Linked DNA regions of Homo sapiens: all the other regions are linked to region 3. The links are chromatin contacts, found by Hi-C in ENCODE. All regions are on one chromosome and are shown on one strand. The core of a region is the stretch at or near the end of the contact, and the rest is flanking DNA. Distances in the headings are between cores, read along the strand shown.

Evidence for each region. Hi-C counts contacts between places; a loop is a spot of excess contacts on that map. Pooled maps may share reads with other maps.
Region 1: a loop to region 3 is called in a pooled map, with 13 times the contacts of the local background. The contact joins the promoter of ZFHX3-AS1 here to the promoter of AP1G1 in region 3. A Hi-C loop is called at or near these places in 3 of 37 single-sample maps with no recorded cell type and 9 of 50 pooled maps.
Region 2: a loop to region 3 is called in a pooled map, with 17 times the contacts of the local background. The contact joins the promoter of CMTR2 here to the promoter of AP1G1 in region 3. A Hi-C loop is called at or near these places in 1 of 168 maps with a recorded cell type or tissue (ascending aorta), 4 of 37 single-sample maps with no recorded cell type and 14 of 50 pooled maps.

The regions. Positions count from the first base shown.
Region 1 is chr16:72,663,878-72,666,577 of GRCh38, forward strand. It overlaps ZFHX3-AS1 (ZFHX3 antisense RNA 1), which reads left to right and starts at 1,256. Exons shown (of 4, transcript NR_171704.1): 1 at 1,256-1,456. LINC01572 (long intergenic non-protein coding RNA 1572) reads right to left here and starts at 1,093. Exons shown (of 14, transcript NR_126330.2): 1 at 1,015-1,093. RefSeq lists enhancers at 835-954, 995-1,054.
Region 2 is chr16:71,287,975-71,290,674 of GRCh38, forward strand. CMTR2 (cap methyltransferase 2) reads right to left here and starts at 1,428. Exons shown (of 3, transcript NM_018348.6): 1 at 1,162-1,428; 2 at 904-963. LOC102723786 (a long non-coding RNA gene) reads left to right here and starts at 826. Exons shown (of 4, transcript XR_933707.3): 1 at 826-981. RefSeq lists silencers at 1,181-1,550, 1,631-1,700.
Region 3 is chr16:71,807,456-71,810,155 of GRCh38, forward strand. It overlaps AP1G1 (adaptor related protein complex 1 subunit gamma 1), which reads right to left and starts at 1,379. Exons shown (of 23, transcript NM_001128.6): 1 at 1,308-1,379. LOC124903714 (a long non-coding RNA gene) reads left to right here and starts at 1,503. Exons shown (of 2, transcript XR_007065110.1): 1 at 1,503-1,747. RefSeq lists enhancers at 510-1,157, 1,101-1,790, 2,351-2,430.

The DNA of each region.
Region 1 (2,700 bases), core at 6-2,505, 860 kb after region 3:
CAAAAGAATCTCTGTTCTAGAGGCTAAGCATATAGAAGCTCATACTGCATTATCAAACTGGAAAGTTAATAGAGGATTTTCATGGTCATATACAGGAGAGGTGGGGAAAGCTGTCTATTTAGACTGTAAACTCCTAAAATGTTCATAAATCTCAATGGAAATTAAATCCACCGGGGTGGGAGAAGTATCACAATAGACAAAGAAGCTAAAGGTTAATGAAGAGAAGGTTTTAATCAGTGGTTACTTTTGTGCTTGGGATCAATCCTCAGTTTGTCCTCCAACGTAACTTTTGGCATTATTCATTTCAAAGTCTGAACAGTATCCATAAACCCAATACGAAACCTATGGATCCAGAGGGTCCGACCGAAAACAAAACAATTATGTTTCCGATGTGAACGCATCAATAGCTTACTTTTGTAGCGCTTTATAAAACGCTGTCACTTGCTGCTTTCCACGTCATGATATTCCCGGTCGGGAAGAGTAGGACAGCAGCATCTTTTATGAATAAGGAATTTTTTGGATTCAATTTGTGAGGTGTGGGACGCTCACCAGGTTGCGCGAAAACCATTTTTCTACATCGTCAAGTGCACGCACCCCGTGTCTCATAGTATTAGTGATGAAGACGAGGATGAAACTACCAAAGACATCAGTGGGGAGTGAATTATACTTGGGGGAGGTGTAAGCACGTCGAAATAAGGAAGCTGAGAGACATTTTGTGAAAGAGGGAAGGTAGCGTTAAGAGGAGCCTTCCATCAGGGGCAACAGAACGGGGGCAGGCGTGGCGTCTCTGGGACTGCCGGAAAACGACGTGAGGGAAAAACTCAGAGGCTACGAAAAGGCGAACAGACGGAGGGCCTGCCTCAGGGGAGCTAAGCAGCTCGCCTGAAGCCCCCCATCTGGAAATGACGTGTTTAACTCGGCGCCCCTGCAGCTCCGGCCGCCCTTTTTTGTTTAACTCCGCGCCCCTCCAGCTCCGGCCGCCCTTTTCGTCGCTCTCCCCTCGCGGTCGCTCACCCCTGAGATCCCTGGTTCCACTGAGACGCTCAGCTTCATTCGGCAACTCGCGGACACCAAGCGCCACAAATTCAAATACGAGATCTAGAGACGCTGGGTCTCAAACGTCTCCCAGAGTGAAAGACAGAGGAACCAATCGAGGCTCGGCTGACCTCAGACGTCTAAGGCGATAGGCGTTGCTAAGAAAAGGGGGTGGGACGATACCCAGTTGCCAAGACGACGGCTTCCGGGTGGGCGGCTTGAGGTGGCTTCCGGCCGCCAGGCGAGACTCCGCGGGAAAACTCCCTGCTAGAGAGACTAGGAGATTTGGGGCTGCGGCCGTTTCCTCCGGAGCACCCACGGGACTGTGTGCTGGGGTCCCTCCACCGGCTGTGTCCTTTATTCTTCTTTCTCACCCAACGATTTACCTGAACGGTTATAAAGTGCACGTTATTTCCCTAAGGTAAGCGTGTGGTAGCGCCTCCTCCTCCTCCAACAGGGGGGTAACAGAAACCTGCTGTCAACTTTGTTACCCAACATAACTGTACTTAACCACAAAAAGTTGAAATTTTGGATCTTTAAACATTCAATAACCTCTTGCTGTGTGAGGTTTTTTAACTGCACTACATACATTTTGTAGTCTTTAACCATTGAATGCGATTTAAGTTTACAATGAAATTTAACGTTCTGGTTGTTTCTGACCCCAAATTTCATCTGAACCAGTTAATGGACGAAGAACTGAAATTTTATTTTCTGTGACAGTCTCATAGGTTCTCAGACTTAAGTTCTTAATCGCCCATAAATCTGAAGGCAGGTGTTAAAGATGAGCAGGTGATTTGAGCCCAGTCCATGCCAACACTCAAACTAATTCAGCTGAGACTCCTTTCGTTAGGAGCATTATTTTAATTTTAAAAATTTTAAACCGAATGGTAAGCATGGCTGCTTTAGTTTCAGTTGTGTCTCATTTGATGATGATAGTCCCACACAAGACGATCTCATTTGTCAATGAAAGTAAACATTAGTGACCACACAGCTTTCTGCAGATAACTCTTTAAACGAACATCTTTTATCAGACCACAGAAATCATTGTTATTGTCACTAAAATGTAAAAACTAAAGCAAAACTTATCTGCTTATCAACAATTTCTTCCTCCATAGCTAAGGTAGGGAAGCATTTATGAAAGCTTAGATCTATATGTGTTTGGGATCCTGCCAACCCCTTTCTTAAAATTCCATCTTCAAAACTCCCTGCTAATGAGCACTTTTCCAACAGCTTGGATGAAACATTCTGAATAATTCGTCAGCCTGAAGGTTAGAAATTTCATTAAATAAAAAATTAAATACACAGAATACTTAAGTATGAAACATTAATGAACTGAGTAATACATTCTTAAGAAGAGGAGGCACTTAGGAAAACACAGGCCACCTGCATTGTGGAGCCATTTAATGTGATGAGATTTGATAAATGGGTAAGAGATCAAAAAATGCCCAGGGTTTCAAAAGAGAATGTTCCATGAGCAGCTTACTGCCTACATAGACCATTTGAAAATCAAACCAACTCAGCAGAAGCCCAAGAGGCCTTCAGATGAACCCGAGTATCCTTTGGATGTCAGTGTTGTACTGAACAAAGTCAGTTGAACTGTTATTTATCTGACAAGAAAAAAAAATGCCTAAATTTTGTAAGGACTTACACCATTCATTTAAAAAT
Region 2 (2,700 bases), core at 178-2,677, 520 kb before region 3:
ACGGCTGTAGTTAAGCTGTGAAACCTTACCTAAGCTAATAGGAAATTACCTTCACATGAGGACAACTTAAGTGATTCAGACACTCCACCGTTCTGACTATACTTTTGCTGTGTTGCCACCTAATTTTTATTACTACTCCCTTACTCACTACTCCAGCCAAACAGGCCTTTCTGCTGTTCACTGAAGACACCAAGCACATTCCAAGACAAAAGTCTTTCTGCATTGGTGGTCCCTCTGCCTGGAATGCTCTTTCCCCAGCTGTCAGCACAGCTAACTCCTTCACCTCCTTCCAATATTTGCTCAAATGTCATTTTCTCAGTGAAGCCTACCTAAGATTGCATCTTGCATTCCCCATGCCTCTTACCTCGCTGTATTTTTTTCCTATGGTACTCATGTACTTCCAACCTATAACTTCCTTCTTTTTGTTTACTGTTTATTATTTGTCTTCCCCAAACTAGAATGTAAGCTCCACAGGACAGAGATCTTTGTTTTGTTTACACATAGACCATTCCAAGAAGTTGGACATTGCCTGGTACACAGTAAGCACTCAGTATTACTGAATAAATGAGTGGATATCATACTTAGCACAAAAGGGATCTCTCTCTTCAGGTTCTGAATATGAGTCATTAATAGTGCACCTCAACTTCACTCCAGCACTTAAATGCATGACTTAAAAAAAAAAAAAAAAGCATGTGGCTTACAGCGTGTGTGGAAAAATTTTCCAGTATATGATCCTCTGAGCCTTTCATTAAACAGTCCTTTGAGCTTTGTGACATCATAATTCTGCTAAGTGGGTCGCTATTACCATTCTCATATTGCAAACTCAAGTAGGCAGTTATGTAGCCCCCGCCCAAATTAGTGAACCCAAAACAAAACCCACAAGATCTCATCAACAGTTTTTACCTCACAGCTGACACTTATAAAGGAGTTCCAAGTGCTTCCGCCAACTCCTCCTACCAGCAACTGTGAAAACAACGGCCAGTGAGTATCCAGGGCTGACTTTGGGCCGGGCACCCCATATCTCATTTCATCTAGTGAAGTAAGTCCCAAACCCCACTCCAGAGGCCCGGTCCCTGACCTGGAGGAAACTCAGTCCCAGCCCCTGGCTCACCCGCTGGGAAGTCGAAGGAGGGCCCGGAATCGTACCCAGGCCTGGATTACCTTCGCCCACGCCCACTGGGGCCCCAGTGTCTGGAGAGGCTGCACTTTACTCTCTCGAGGAAGCCATTCTGCACTTCCGCTCTCGGGGCTGCTTCCCGGGATGGTCCCTCCCTTTGGGTCCGCGGCGCCTCCAGCCACAAGGCAGGGAGATGGTGCGCCGGACTGGGGGGAAGGCTGTCCGGACCCGCCCTCGCGGCACCGGGAAGCCAGTCCCACCTCCGGGCCCCGCAGCCGCGAATGCCGGCAGACAGGGACCAGGAGGCACTCAAGTCCCACTGCGCACGCGCCCTGTAGGCCGGGCCGGAGTCACGTGCGCCAACGTTACGCACGCCGGCGACTCTCGCCTCGCCTAGGCCTCAGCTCCCTAGGTTTTGCTTCGCGGAGTACAGAAGCTGGGAGGCGCCAGCCTCCCGCCCCCGGCCACTATGGCAACGGAAGCGGCGCGCGCAGGCGGAGCATTCTTTGGCTCCGTCCCGAAGAGGGGTGAAAGGGAGAGGGACAGGGAGGCGAAGGGGAGGGGGAGGGGGAGGGAGGGAAGGGACGGGGCAAACCTGTCTGTCAGGACGTGCTGGTTCCGCTCACTGGCTGCTGGCCCCAAGGGCTTTCAGACTCTTCTGGACAGTTGTTACTTCCTGTACAGACTGGGTTGAAACTGCAGCTCAAAAGACGATAGGTTAAAAGCCAAACTAGGGAACTGCAAGATAAGATTGTTTATATATACATGACATAATATATATTAATTATGTTGCTTAATAAGCCAATAAGAAAAAGGCCAACAACCCCAGAAGGAAAATGAGCAAATATTAGAACAGGCCTCCCAAAAAACAAAAAAGTCAAACAAATAGCCACTAAGGATATACAAAACTGTTTAAACTATTATTAGACAAGAATGGAAATGAAAACAGCAAGTTTTCTTTTTACTCGGTTTAGCAAAGATGTAAAACCTTGGTAATGACCACTGTTGGTGTGACTATGGGGAAACAGGTTTACATCTGTGGATGGAAGAAAAACGTTATTAGAAACCTTACGGAAGGCAAACTTATTTATTTGTTTGTTTACTGAAACAAGGTCTTACCCTCACCCAGGCTGGTGTGCAGTGGCTCGATCTCGGCTCACTGCAGCCTCAACTTCCCCGGGCTCACGCGATCCTCCTAGAGAGATGGCATCTCCCTATCTTAGGCTGGTCTGGAACTCCTGGACTCAAGCGATCCGTTGGTCTCGGCCACCCAAAGTGCTGGGATTACAGGCATGAGCCAAGCCGCCTAGCCCAGAAGGCAAACGTTGAAAAGAGACATGCACTTTGGCTGGGCGCAGTGGCTCACGCCTGTAATCCCAGCATTTTGAGAGGCCGAGGCGAGCGGATCACGAGGTCAAGAGTCCGAGACCAGCCTGACCAACATAGTGAAACCCCGTCTCTACTAATAATGCAAAAAATTAGCCAGGCGTGGTGGCGGGCGCCTGTAATCCTAGCTACTTGGGAGGCTGAGGCAGGAGAATCGCTTGAACCCGGGAGGCGGAGGTTGGAGCGAGCCGAGATCT
Region 3 (2,700 bases), core at 129-2,628:
ACATACTTTTTATTCAAGCATGCTAGACTGCAAACATGCCTTTAGAATAAAAGTGACGAGATTACGAGTACTTAGAGGGTTCATATTTTTCAAACGTGAAAGTTAGGGTGTGTGACAAGTTAGGTATTTGACAAGTATTCTAGGGAACGGTGGAAGTGAATATTTAAAATTCAGCTATCCCCAGAAAAACCCAATACATGAAATCATTACAAGTATTTTTTAGAATCAGTCAGCAAAGATCATTACTGTACAAACACTTCAAAGTTAAGGTCACTAAGAAAGCACTAACTCCTCCCTTCTGTTAACTAATCACTGTAAAGCAGCCCAACTCTCCTTTCTACCTACCTCAGATTAATATTTTTCTCCATGGACAGATTTCCGTGCTCAGGGATATATAATAGGGGAGAAAAAAAAATACCACACAAGTGTCAGTAAGCACCAAAAAGCTAAGTATTCAGCACAGGGAGGGAATCCACATATGAGAAAACATTTGACAGCTCTTGCCTCCCAAAAGCCATTTAATCTGCTTCATAAACATAATCTGCTTCATAAACATTACCCTGAGCGAGTGGTTCGATGGATCTCCTACACCGAGTCCTAACCGGGAAACACAATCAACCGAACCGTCCCGACTCTTTCAGGCAATCAGGAAGACCGGGAGAATTATTAGACGCTGACGTCCGCAGGGCCAGGAGCTGAGAAAAGGGTAAACAGTATACTCGCAGGTAGGTTGAAAAAAACAAAACAACAACATATACACACACACACGAAAAATTGGGAAAGAAGTTGGTCGGAAGGTTAGAGAGAGGCGAGGCCGATGTCCGGTTCCGAGAGGACGGCACTGCAGGGGCAGGCAGCGATTAACTGGGCATTTGGATATGCTGGGAGTTATCTGACAGACCTGACACGGGTACAAGACACAAGAACGCTGATACGTGGCTCAGAGAAGACACGCGGGGGTGGGGCCCGCCCCGCTAAACCCCAGGCTCCCTGAATGAGCCCTCAAAGATCGCAGCCTGAGAAAGTCAAGGGTTCAAGGAGGCCCGTACCGGCGGGGCAACGCCACAACACGGAACGCCGCGGCGCGCGGAACCTCCCGGTCCGAGGCCTCGGGGTCGGCCCTCCAGAAGTCGGAGCAGCCCCTGGGGCTCCCGGCCTCTCCTGGCCCAGCTTCTCTGTCTTCTCTTCTCAACACCCACAGCCTGGGACTGGACCCCTGAAACTGAAAGGAAGCTTCCGGTCGAGCGCCCGCGGCAGCGGCGGGGCAAAAGCAGCAATATGCTCTCAGCGCCGGGAGTGACACTCACCGGCCCGAAACCTCGAATGAAACCAGCAGCTCCGGGGGCGGCGGCAGCAGTGGCAGCAGGAACCGAACATCCAAAATGGCGGCTCCCTCGGCCTCACCACCGCTACCGCAGGCGGAGGGATCCTGAGGAAGGAGGGAGTTTTTAACTAACTTCACACACTATTGAGGAAACTTCGCTCCCTGTCCTCCTCTCCTGGTCGTTTCCGTGTCCTCGTACTGCAACTTATCGTGCCTTTTCTCTCGAATTATCCAAGAACTCGGACCCTGCCGAGGACTATTTGCCAAGGAGGAGGCGACTGCTCCTGGCAGAGCGACGCAAACGTAGCAAGGATCGGGGCTGTCACTGATGACGCGAGACGCTGCTGCCGAGTCACCGCTGCGATGAGTCTGAGCGAGAAAGATCCGGCCTACCCCGTAGCGGACGGACATTGGTTCCGCTTGGTGAGGGGGTAGGGGGGTGGGGGGTAGGGGGGTGGGGGGGTAGGGGGGGTGGAGCTGGGCTACCAGGAAGCGGTGGAGCCACCTGGAGGGGGCGGAGCTAAGTCAGGTAGCCCAGGAAGTGAGAGCAAGCGAGACAGGTGGGGGCGGAGAAGACAGCAGGGCTGAAAAGGTCTTCGTCCACGGGAATCCCGAACTCTTTGCTGTCTCCTTTAAGATTTTTGCTTTCTTTATAACTTAAGGAGCATGCTCCAGGTGGTATTCTATGGTTTTATGGTGTCTTTGCAACATATTTTATGAAGAGTTAAGAGGATGACTGAAAAGAATGGATTCCACGCCCGGTACCGCGGTGCTTGCACTGCTCAAGTCACTTAAACTCTCCAGGGATTCAATTTCCTCATATGTAGAAAGAAGACTTGGACTCATGTTAGCTGAAACCCTTACAGAATGGGCTTTCGGTCTATGACTCCATGAATTAATAACCAGGGCCAAAGAAAGTCTAACCAGACAGTTCCTAACCTGATAAATAATTACTAACATATGACGTGAGTCTTTTCCATGTGAATGTAAAGAGGGCCTGATATCTTGGCCTGTTTAAAGGAAAGGTGACCTACCTAGACTAAAATCCTTCTGCTAGATTGGCAACAAAGTACAATACAACACAGCAGCAGGCTGGGTGCCAAAGAGAACAGAACCAACCACACAAAAAAAATTTTTTTTTTTTTTTTGAGACAAAGTCTCGCTCTGTTGCCCAGGCTGGAGTGCAGTGGCGGGATCCCGGCTCACTACAACCTTGCCTCCCGGGGTCAAGCAATTTCTCGTGCTTCAGCCTCGCAAGTAGCTGGGATTACAGGCTCCCGCCACCACGGCCGTCTAATATTTGCATTTTTAGTAGAGAGAGGGTTTCGCCATGTTGGCCAGGCTGGTCTTGAACTCCTGACCTCAGGTGATCTGCC